Linked DNA regions of Homo sapiens: region 1 is linked to region 2. Evidence: read pairs that join two places in POLR2A ChIA-PET (ENCODE). Cell type or tissue: MCF 10A. All regions are shown on one strand. Each heading gives the region's core, and the rest is flanking DNA. Links, peaks and the distances in the headings are about the cores only.

Region 1 (4,000 bases), core at 1-4,000, 56 kb before region 2:
ATTAACAAGTTAGAAACTAAGTGTATTGATCACTTTAATTTTTATTATACCCTATTTATGTATGTTTTTGTTCTCTCAAAATTTCTCACACAAGAAGTGAGAATAAAATCTAGGGAAAATGTCTACGTGTAAAAGCTTTTTTTTTTTTGAGACGGAGTCTCGCTCTGTCGCCCAGGCTGGAGTGCAGTGGCCGGATCTCGGCTCACTGCAAGCCCCACCTCCTGGGTTTAAGCCATTCTCCTGCCTCAGCCTCCCAAGTAGCTGGGACTACAGGTGCCCACGACCACGCCCGGCTAATTTTTTGTATTTTTAGTAGAGACACGGTTTCACCATGTTAGCCAAGATGGTCTCTATCTCCTGACCTCATGATCCGCCTGCCTCGGCCTCCCAAAGTGCTGGGATTACAGGTGTGAGCCACCATGCCCAGTCGTAAAAGCTTTTTTAAGAATACTTTGAAACAGAATCATTCCTGCTAGAGATTTTTCCTGAGCAGATGGTCCTTATGCTTTTGGCAGAAGACATAGGGTTAAACGAGAGACATAACATTTATCTACTACTCCCTGACGGGAAAGAAGGGTGTCTGCAAGAATCAGGCAGGCTCTCACTGTCTGCCTGCCTTCCTTCCTGCCTTCCTTCTTGCAGCAGACACTGCACAGTGCCCACCCCACACTCATTCCCAACCTCTTTTTCCAACTATTCTTTGCCTACCTGCTTCCCGCTACAGAGTCAAAATTTAAAATAAAATAAAAAAGCCAGACACTGTCACTGTCAGCCTTGCTGGTGGCCAGGGCTGGCCTGTGACTCTATCTATCCCTTTCTTCTCTGCTAAGGGTACCACCACAGGACCAAGTCACGGGGAAGTCATACAAGCGCCCAGCACTGCCCCTACCTTCAGGCTTCCTGATGTGTGAGATAACTAAATACCTGTTTCATTAAAGGCATTTTAGGTTGAGATTTTTGTTATTTGCAGTCCAGAGTATTCCAGATACATTCCTCTGTCTCTCTAGGGCTGAACCCTCCACTAAGGGGAAACTACCAGTGAATTGAAACCACAGAAGTTACCTGATGCTTCTCTTGGACCAGATTTACCTTGTACCTGTATCTGAAAATTGAAATAAACATTTTAGAATATATAAACTTTTTAAAAACTAAATAAAGTACACAAGTAAATATCTTCTGCTGTATTTACCTTACCAAAACCACCTTTATACAAAATTTCCTTTTAAACAGTAAGTTACCAAAGAGGGATGGTGACTGGGTTGAAGAACAGAGATCTGATTCGCTTTGCTCCTGTCCCCATGCAATTTCAGTGAATCACTATAGTTACCAGCGGTGTGGGGCATAAATAACACTGCCCCCTTCCTCCTCCTGCCATTTTGCAATGAAGTTATCAAAAATCAAGGTATGAGAATAAGTGTAATATGTTATAAGATGGATCTATTGTAAAATGCTTGTTTTCCCTTAACTTTTATTAGCATCCATTTATAACAGTACTGAAATATGTATAGTTCCAGAAAGCACATTAGAGCCTCTTTATAATACTGACCTTTACAGTCAAGACTAATGATTTCCTCATAATCACTTGATATGCTTTGAGAACAGGAAAAAATAGTATATAATAGCTGAATAATTATGAGCAGACTTATAGTTGGAGTGCTGCTATGAGAAAACAAATGCTCATTGCTGTTCAGAGAGCTTCCTACTGTTTTCCCAGACGGATGTGCTTTGACTTTAAGTATGTATATAAGGATTCAGCTGTTAAGTTACATCCTGAAAGTAGGAAATCCAGCACCAAAGAATGGGTGTCACTAATCTTTGAAAGATTATGTTTGAATCAGCTCATTAATATTTAGTGACCCCTTTCCTTAAATGATATTGCAGCTCAGTGCTCTTTTTCTTTTCATTTATTTGTTTTTGAAACAGGGTCTCACTCTGTCACTCAGGCTTGAGTGCAGGGGTCATGGATGTCTCTCTGTTCCCCTTCACAGAACAGATGCAACTTATGGCTCATCAGGTGGCTTTTGGTGCAGACAACACTGTCTCCCCATGTCTGACCTTGAAGCAGGAAGGTCCATGATAAGGAACACTGGATCTGGAGCTAGACTGCATCACTTCAAATCACAGCTCTGCTACTCTGCTTAGTAGCTGCTTGGCAAGTTATTTACCCTCTCCATGTCCCAGTATCCTCATCTGTAAAATAAACCAGTTTATGTGAAATATAGCTATGGTTGTAAGGATTAAAAGAGTTAATCACAGGAAGTGCTTAAAGCAGACTGAGGCACATTGCTCATAAAATGCTGACTATCATTATTATAATTATCAATTACCCAGGTTTCCTCTCCTAAATTCTAGGTCTCATAAAAACTTCTGCCATGACTCAACTCAAGTACTTTGCAGTTCCTATACTGCAGTTCCCTTTTCCAGTCCTCCCTAAATCAATAAATAATTCTGCTACCCCCTCCCCATCAATACAACCAAAAATCTACATCCTGCAGGTATTGTCCACTTTACCCCCAAGCTATCTCACCATTTACTGCTACCACCACAGTCAACGTCACCAGCAGCACTTCACTAGAACCTCTCAATAAAAGCCCCCTCTCCCAGTCTCCCTGCTTCTTCTCTTCCTATCATCTAATTTCTAATCAGCAGGCAGAGTGAACTCTCTAACATAAATCAGGTATCTCATAGGCTTATGATCTGCCACACTTCAACTGATGAAAACCCATCCACTCTCCTTGCCAGGCCCTCCAGGCCCTGCCAATATCCTCACCTGGATTTCCTACTGCCCATGCCAAGGGCTCCAGCTGCACTAGCCTTCTTTCTGCCCATAAACTCACCAAGTTCATCCCCAAGGCTTTGCAGGAAGCTCTGCCATATTTACATGGCTGCCCCACTCCATCGATGCAAATGTCACTTCCTTAGAGAGGCCTTAAATAGAAATCTCCATTTGCATCACTCTCTACAGTACTTCCTTGTTTTGGGGGGTGTTGTTGTTGTTGTTGTTGTTGTTGTTGTTGTTGACGACACGGAGTTTCACTCTTGTTGCCCAGGCTGGAGTGTAATGGCGTGATCTTGGCTCACTGCAACCTCCATCTCCCGGGTTCAAGCAATTCTTCTGCCTCAGCCTGCCAAGTAGCTGGGATTACAGGCATGCGCCACCACACCTGGCTAATTTTGTATTTTTAGTAGAGATGGGGTTTCTCCATGTTGGTCAGGCTGGTTTTGAACTCCCAACCTCAGGTGATTTGCCCGCCTCAGCCTCCCAAAGTGCTGGGATTACAGGCGTAAGCCACTGCGCCTGGCTTCTCTGTTTTGTTTTCTTTATAGCTTTTGTAACTACCTGAAATTCATATTTTCTTATCTGTTTTCCATCCTTACCTAGAATGGAAGCTCCATACAGACAGAGATTTATTTGCCTTTCTAGATAGAACGATGCCTGAAGCACAGCCAGCACTCAACAATAAGCATGTGGAGTGAATGAGGGAAGGAGGAGGGAGGGTCTGTCAGGATCCGGCAGAGACCCATCCCTAGTCCCCATTCCTGAACCAAGATGTCTCTGAAGCCTGACACCAACATCCCATCAGAGAAGCCAGCTATTCAGGAGGAGACTAGAGAGCTGTAGCCTTTGATCCTAACTTACTCCTTGCAAAGCCACCTCAATCTGATACTGACCCATAGATATTTCTAATGGTCAGTCCCCAAACTGTTTCTCAAAATACAATCTCTCAGGTACTAAAATCAACATAAAGGGAAGTTTCAAACAACACCCTCTGAATTGCTTGAGTTCATTTAATAAGGACACAAAAAAGATCCCAGCCAAATTCAACCATTTTGCCTCATTTTGAAAAGCTGGGAAAATGCAACTGACAAAAGAGAAAAACTTCAGTGTTCAAAGGTTGTTGGGGGTGAGGGAGTGAGTGTTTTAACCAAAGAAAATCTGCTGATCTTTTTTCCTTAATTGGTTCTGGGAATCAACAACTGACCACAGGAGGGTAAGTGT
Region 2 (8,512 bases), core at 2,156-6,155:
TTTATACCTCTAATTACTTAATTTTTTCTTGACATTGACTTTAAAATTTTATTCATCCTAAGCAGAAATACTTATGATTTCTGTGTAAGATATAGTTTTCTCACACACATCATATAACATAAAATTCTTTTTTGAGACGGAGTCTCGCTCTGTCGCCAGACTGGAGTGCAGTGGCGCGATCTTGGCTCACTGCAAGCTCTGCCTCCCAGGTTCAAGCGATTCTCCTGCCTCAGCCTCCCCAGTAGCTGCGACTACAGGCACACACCACCACGTCCAGCTAATTTTTGTATTTTTAGTAGAGATGGGGTTTCACCATGTTGGCCAGGCTGGTCTCGATCTCTTGACCTCATGATCCGCCCACCTCAGCCTCCCAAAGTGCTGGGATTACAGGCATGTGCCACCGTAATATTTTTTAAAATAACTCCATGAACCATCTAAAGTTATTTCTAACATTATATGCTATAGAAATCACAACTTACAAAATATGCAAACACTTTAGATGAAGCTTGGCAGTGGTTTAAAACTACAGACATTGGAAACAGACTGCCAGGGTTCTAATGCCAGCTCTGTTCCTTAAAAGCTGTGAAACATTGAGCAAGTCACTTTATCTTTCTGTGCCTCAGTAGCCTCATCTGCAAAATGGGAGTAATATTACTAGTATTTGCCACAGGATTATTGTGAAAACTAAATTAATTAATATATGTAAACGAGTTCTATCAGCGGTTGATGCTTAATAAGTGTGCCATTATTATTAAAACACAGTAAATAAGATAGCCTTTGTTCTAGAGAAGTTCAGACTGTTGATTCTGTAGAGCTGGGGAAAGTGAGCTTTTTTGGATAACCCCATGAACTGATCCACTCCTGTTTCACTGAGTTCATATCCGAGATGCCTAGTGCTAGGAGTTACCATTAATATCAAATTTGATGGACAAATTTCTGTCTTCACACATGGCTCTATTACACCTAAATTTAATTCAATAATAAGATATTTATAATAAGATTAAACATTTAATTTTCCCTTTCTATTTGTTATTGACTGATAAATTGGCAGATGTAAAGAAAATGGGAGAGGGGAAGAGGAAAGAATAAGGACGGAAAAAGGAAAGAATAAGGATGGAAAGAAAGGACAAAGGTGGAAGCCAAAGGCCAAGCCTAAGAACTTCAGGAAAGTTGAACCCGTAAGCTTCGAAAAGTTGTCGCAGGGTTAAAATGACATGTGAAAGTGACTACTACCGGGTGGTAGGATGAATTTTATTTTCTTCTCTCTGCTTTTCTGTATTTACTGAATTTGCTACAATGAGCACAGTTTGTTTTGATAATGAGAAAAAAATGGAAAGTGTTTTTTAAATTAATAAAATGTGTCATTGGGAAAATTCCAAATATAATGTTCAGGAAGAAAGGAATTCAAATGAATAATAATTGAATATATAGCAGAAGAGAAAAACTGTGAAAGGGTAAAATTTGATGTTTATTCACTGGTAAAAGACTACCAAGAATCTCAGATGCATAACTTAGTAAAAGCATTTGCATCAAAACAACTTTCTCAGAGTTTTCTGCATTATCAATGTTATCGTTGCTTGAAAAGTAAAAGATTCAGCCCATGGAGATAGTTAAAGAAGTGGGAGGCTAGGGGTAAAAACCATAAATCTTCAAAGGCCCACCTTTTATTCTGATGGCACACATGTGGGCTTTGACCAGCAGTGTTGAGTGACTTTGGGAGATTTTACTTGTAGAGTGAATCGTGAGCCTGGGCCAGTGAGTGTCTGCCCATGGAATCTTAGGTGCCAGAGTATTGGACCTGACCTTGAGGAATGGGCTCTCTCCTACCTTCAAACTAAGTTGTCAGGTCCCAAAAGACGGTATGGTAATACTTTTCTTGAACCTCCAAACCTCTATTGCCATAGAAGCTATGTCATGATTGTTTAATAGGATTCTGAGCTCCTTTGGGTTTTCAAGGATATTTTCCATCATTTTTCTCATTTAAATCTGGTGTAGACTTACTAATTTTTGTTTTCTTGATCTCTCATTGCCAAAGGGAAGAGTATTGACATCTCTCTATCAGCTTTGAGGAGGTGTGTTAAAATCTCCCACTGTGGTTTAGAGTTTGCCAGTCTCCCCCAGTGGAACCAATTGTTTTATTTATAAATATCTTTCATGTCTCTGTTGCGAAGTACAGATAAGTACATGTTTGTTAGAGTTTCTTGGATTATTACTGTTATGACATATCATGTCTCTCTTTATTCCTTGTCTTATGCTGCCATTTTACTTGATATGTACAAGCCCAGGGCAGTGCAGGTGAGGAAAGAAAGGAAACGAGATGAGGAAAAATGCAAAGCCATATAAGGCAACGAGGTATCATTCTGGCCATTGCTTCTCAACTAACTCAAAAAGCACAGTATTTCGCTGAGCACAGGTCTGTTCTCTAGCATGAGGGACCTTCTCCACAAAGGATGCAAGAAAAGAAAGAATGGAGAGTTATCTGCCTGGCTCCCCTTATCTGTCTCACTTACCTTTGATTGAGTTTCATCCCATTCGAACCTAGTTCCTCTGCATTTCAGTGTTGTGCCATCTGGCCCTTTGGAGGCTCCCCAGAAGCTGACTCCATTGCCCTGAAATGTGGTCGTTCATCCAAACCCAGAGTGGAGTGGGGTGAAGTGGGGTGGAGTGGAGTGGAGTGAAGTGGAGCTGAGGCATGTAAGGGAGGCGCCAGTCAGAAGAATGGCAGGAGGCAGATGAGAGAATCTGGGAAGGTAGGAAAGGTTTGTGTCTGGCACATCCTTAATCACGTATGTTCTCACTTAATAATATTAATGATACCCAGGAGTCAATGAAAATTGTCACCCCCACAGAAAGACTGACAAACTCAAAATCAATTTAACAAATATGTGTTGAATGCACTCACCATGTCCAAGTGACCATGTAGGTACTATGAGGAGAAAGTGATGTGCAAGACAGGATTCTGGGCTTCATGAAAAACAGGGAGTCTCCAGAGGAAAGATTTTGGATTAGACACCTGGACTTGAATTTCTGCTGTGCCCCTTATGCTCTGTGAATTTGAACAAAATATTTAACTTTCTAAGCCTCAGTTTCCTGGGGATAATAAGAGTGCTTGCCTTATAGTATTGTTATAAGATTGAAATGAAATCACAATTTTAGAGTAGCTGGTACATTTGATTAATGCTAACTGTTGTTTCTGTCTCAAAAAGAGCCATTATAGGCAAAGGATGAGCAAAGAGCCATGGGGAACCAAGAAGGGAAAGGCTAGTTCCAACCTAGCCTTTGGAACTAGCCTCTGGAAGGTCAGAGAAGGTTCCAGGTCTGTGGCAAAACAGAAAGATAATTCCTTTCCCTTTCCTGGTGCATGGTCAAGCCCTGCGCAAATTTATTTGGCGGATTTGGGCTTTGGCACCTTCCTTCTTTGTGTATCCCTCTCCTGCCTTCATCCTTTGTTTCCTCACCTGGCTGTAAGCCTGCCTGCATTTCCTGACTTGGAGGAGCAGGCAGGGGTGCCACGTTTTCCCAACCCAACTCCCTTGCCTTTGGAGGTGCTATGATTCTTTAGAAAGCAAACTGATTATCCAAACCCAAATCAAGTTCAAGTGACTGCTGGACCTTTACCTTCCTAATATTTTGTACCTCTGCCTAGTTGAAGCTTATTTCACAAAGACAAATGTCTAATCAGAATCATCCTTCATGAGAATAAACTCGTTAAAATGGCTCCCACAAACTTTCCTGGCTTTTAGGATCTTTACTTTTAGATCCATAGGCTCTCTGGAAGCTGTGAGAGTCCATTAACAGCTTTCCTGGAGGAGCTCTGGCCAGCTAAGAGTCAAGGTTACCTTATAGGTATTAGATGTTTACAACTCAGGGACTGTTTGTCAGAAATCACAGTCACTAGAGTTTCCATACTGTCCCCTCTATATTTTTCCATCATAAAATGTCCTCTCTAACCCCATTCCTTTCTCAGCATTTTCCTGTTTTCTTTACCACATGTTCTACATATTAAATATAGCATCCACGTATCAAGTTTTTGGTTAAGGAGAGGCCTAGAGTATAGCAAAGGTTTTAATTTCCTGTTTGGAAGATCATATTATTCATGCAAAGAACATGTGAAAACAAATTCCTTGTTTAATCAGATAAAAGGGGTGAGGCATATAAAGAATTGTGATGCAATTTTCCTTCAGTTAGTCATTTCTCCTACTTTCCTGGCTCATCTGAATATTTCTCTACATGGGTCCAATACGAAATAGCTCTTTCTTTAATGTTCTTTTCACCGGATAGTTTAAGAAGTCGGTTAGTAAGGAGTGACAAGGTAAGCTGCACACATCTTAGAGAGCACTTTGAGTTTAACAGGGCCTTCCAGTAATGCTACATCCAGTTCCTAAATACCCTGCTTCCCTGTCTTTTGATGGTGGTGGCAGATTTAGGAATGAGCAGAGGCAGTGAGCTATTGTTGAAAAACACTGATCGGCATTGGGGCAACTGGCTGAACCACTTACTAGCTGTGTGCCATGACCAAGTTACTGCATCTTATGCAGCCTCCATGTTCTTACATTTAAAAAGTCAGTGACAAACCCTACCTTGTGAAATAAACAATCAATTAGATCATTTGACTCATGAAACATTTGAATACCTGTGTGACAGACACTGTGTTAAGCACTGGGGATATAGATTTAAACAAGATAAAGTCTTGCCCTCAAGTAGCGCAGAATCTCGTAGGTGATTCAAATCTCATAGGTGAGTCAAATATGTAAATGTACAAAGTAAGTCTAATTATAAAAGTATATTCAACAGTCATCCTCAAGATGTGAGATTATATCAGCACACATAGGGAGCTTTTTAAATTATACACAAAACCACCCACAGGATCAGGGCACAAGACTCTCAATAATTCTCGCTTTTTAAAAACTGCCACTACACGTATTTAGCAATGGAAGGCATGTGGTTTTAGTCAACTGTCTCCCATTTTCAGAGATGGAAACTCCCACATAACCTTTTCCTACCCCAACCCCCTAGAACCTCTACTCCATATAACATCGTTGGACAATGTAAGTTACAACCTAAACTTCAACTTCTACTTGCTTGCTAATGACTCTGAAATCTGTATCTTCAGTCTTGATTGTTCTGCTGAGCTCCAAAACAACTGTCTACTGATGAACAGTTATCTTCTGGATGATCCACAGGTCCCTCGTTTGTGATAAAAGCAGCATTGAGCTCAGGGTCCTCCTCCCTTCTGCTAATAAAGCCATTCCTCCTGCCATTTCCCATTGTAGTGGCAGAATACAGGATTTGCCCAAGCTCTCTTGGAATAATCTTAGATTCCTTTCATCCTCTGTGCCATTTCAATCACCCACCAAATCCTAGAAGTGCTATTCCTGAAATTATCTATATAACATATATAATTTCCTCTATATATATAGATACACAAGTATAAATACACATATATATGTTATATATATGTATATGTATACATATCCCCAACTCTCTATTCTGAACTATTACAATGACCTTCTTGTCTACTTTGAAATATGCTTTCTAAACTTGTATGTGTCATTCCTACAGGTAAATATCATGATGTCATTCCCACTAAACTTCTTCCAATTGTTTCTCTTCCCTTTTCTTAACCCTAGCATCTAGAACTGGGTCTTACTTATCTTGTTGCTTGATCAGTTCTGAGGTAGAGTGAAACATTGCTACGTCCTAGGAAAGGAGGACATGTAGAATAAAGAATAAAGAATTCTTTTACACAAAGAATTGTAGAAGAAACCATCCCACAGTGCAGGAATTTACTGTCTGTTTTGGAAGGCACCGGAAGGGTCAAACAGCATAAAAGATATTTAGTGACCACTTATTGAATATCTATGATGTGTCACGCACCAAGCCAGTTGCTTAGGTTGCAATGATTAAAATACATGGTTCCTGCACATGAATTGAGGAAATTATAACATAGTGAGTTTTGAGTTATTATACATGTATAAAGTATTGCTAGAGCATGGAACTATGACAGCTTGAGTTACAACTTGAAGGTTGAGTAGGAGCTTGATAGGCTATGGTGGGCTGCATGAGGAGATAAAGGATCCAGGAGTTACAGCAAGAGGAAGCATGATGTTTGGGAAATGGCAAATACTTCATTGCCACAGGAGTGTAGAGTGCTTAGCGGAGGATGATGAAAGGAGCATAAGTGAAGGGGCAGGCTGAAGCACTCATCATTCACTTACTCACATGTTCATTAACAAATATTTATCAGTATTTATCAATAATGAATGCTGAAGCATTCATTTTTCACTTACTCACGTGTTCATTAACAAATATTTATCAAATATCCTGTCCAGAGTCTCCTATTAGTTCTGTCAGCCCCATGGAGCTATGCCTGGGTCATGGCTTAAGTTGAGACCTTGAAAGTTGCCTATGAGCAGTTAAAGATTCTCACTGAAGTCACCACTTGTCTATTGCTTCCCCCTCCCCTGACCTCCACTTCCAGTTCTCCTCACATGCCTTTAAACTCTTAAATATTCCTCTGCAGTATTCTAGCCACAGATGAGAAATATCATCCTTTAAGTGAATTTGAAGGAAGGGAAAAAATACATTTAAAGAGAAAAAAAAAGGCCTTGACAGTTGCACAGAAGCCTCCTTGCTACTATAAATATTTAGGACGGGAAGGCATATGGTTTAAGCCAACTCCCTGCCACACTCAATGTGTAGTTTTCATGTTTTAAACTATCAATGCTCAATCATTACTGTTGTGCTGGCAGTCCTTTCTTTTGTGTATGTGAGTTTCTCCCTATTAAATAAACCCTCTCTTTTGGAAGAATTCTCATGGCAATGACTATAATTACAACCCAAAGCTGAGCTGTAAAATGCAGTGATATGACAGCTTTTGTGATAGAAAGGGTGGAGAAACAATGAAAGCTTATAATTTTCTTTGAGATGTCTCAAAGTCTGACAGCAGCCCCACCCTTATGATGTAAATCTGCAGTGACCTAAAGTTTCAGGAAAGATGAAGCTAGAGAGACATGCCAAGTCACCGCCACATTGACCACCAGCAAACAAGCAAGAAAAGATTCAGCATAATGCTGAATTCTCTATGACTTCTTCAAATAGTCTGGAATGGTATTTCCTGACATTTCCGAATATGAGGGTTCTTTTTAATGTCAAAACTTTTTGTTCCTTACTTGAGATGAGCTGTTCTTTTTATATCCATCATTTGAGGAAATATATGGTGATAATATGCAATTAATTTATTACTTTGAAATAAGCTATTTACCTTCATTAATCACAATAGCATTTATAAATACCTGAAAAACAAAACGTATGTGCTTTAAAATATTATTTATTCAGTCTACCAACAAAGCTTGGCCCCTTTTGTATTTGATGACAATTGCAGTGGCTCAGAAATCTGTAATTTCCTATTCCTTCTCACCCGCCCCACCTAAGAGTCTCAGGCCTGGGACAGTGTGTTCCTTGTATTCATTTATTTATTCACTTGTAAGGTATTAGGGGCCTACTGTATTCTCAGCATCATGCTGGAGGTCATAGATACAAAATTAAGTGACACCTGGCACCTGCCCTCATAGGACTTAAGTCCATTGGGAAAGACAGATATATAAATCTGTAACAGCACAATGAGCACAAAAAGCTTAGGAGGAGGTGGTTAGTTCTACTGGGCGAGAGTAGTTAAAAAGCATTTATCTGGGAGGTATATTGGTCAGCTATTGCCACAATAATGCTGTGCAACAAATCACTCAAAGACATAGTAACTCAGAACAGTAATCCTCAGGCTCATGTCTGCAAATCAACAACCAATCTGCTGGGCTGTGCTTGATTTGGGCGCCAGGCTCTGGGCTCCAACTGTGAGCTGCAGATTGGGATCAGGTCCGTTCAACATGGCTCTCATCCCCCCTGGACCAGAGTATGTGCTCACTGTGGGTCACTACAAAGCAAGAGAACCTAACTCTGCAAAAACAGTTCAGGTCTCTGCTCTTGCTACAGCCATAAAAATTCCATTGGTCAAGGCAGGTAACGTGGCCAAGCCCAAAGTCAAGGGACAGGGACATATACTCCACCTACCATTCAGCTATGTGTGGGTATGAATGCTACTGGAGGGAAGTGAGGAATTAAGACAAAAAACTCAATTTACCACAAGAGAGAACCCTTGATATACATCCTGAAAGATGATTGCAAGTTTATCAGGTGGATCTAAACATCTGAAATAAGGATCAGGAGAAATAATATTAATACACAGCATTTGGCCTAACAGAAATGTTTTGAGGGAAAGTAGTTGGGACTGTTATACAAGGTGCATGCTCAGTGTCTGTCATGGAATGCACCAGGGCCATTAGTATATAGAGAAGAGCACAGCCTATGCGTGCCACAGCTAAATAGATCTAGAGAAAATTTAATGAAAGACCTCATCTTGCTGACGGTAGGCCCATATTGATCATGCAGGAGCCATTTGAGCCCAGTGTCTCTAGTGTGATGACAATGACATTAAAGAAAAAATGGAACTCACATT

The links. ChIA-PET counts read pairs that join two places held together with the same protein. Peaks named below come from ENCODE experiments on the same cell type or tissue, not always from the same donor. Only the 100,000 strongest peaks of a DNase experiment are listed, where the experiment ranks them.
Region 1: POLR2A ChIA-PET joins it to region 2 with 5 read pairs; 10 of 35 experiments call an interaction of 5 or more read pairs at or near these places.

The regions. Positions count from the first base shown.
Region 1 is chr6:53,806,768-53,810,767 of GRCh38, reverse strand. All of the region lies in intron 1 of LRRC1 (leucine rich repeat containing 1), which reads right to left. Among named protein-coding and RNA genes, the nearest start is that of LRRC1, 14 kb to the right of the region's middle. In MCF 10A, for the core only: no CTCF peak of the experiment used is centred there; no DNase peak of the experiment used is centred there.
Region 2 is chr6:53,748,667-53,757,178 of GRCh38, reverse strand. It overlaps LOC124901334 (a long non-coding RNA gene), which reads right to left. Exons shown (of 3, transcript XR_007059620.1): 2 at 8,510-8,512. The region is part of intron 2 of LOC124901333 (a long non-coding RNA gene); the gene reads left to right. Among named protein-coding and RNA genes, the nearest start is that of LRRC1, 42 kb to the left of the region's middle. In MCF 10A, for the core only: no CTCF peak of the experiment used is centred there; a DNase peak (open chromatin) is centred at 4,168.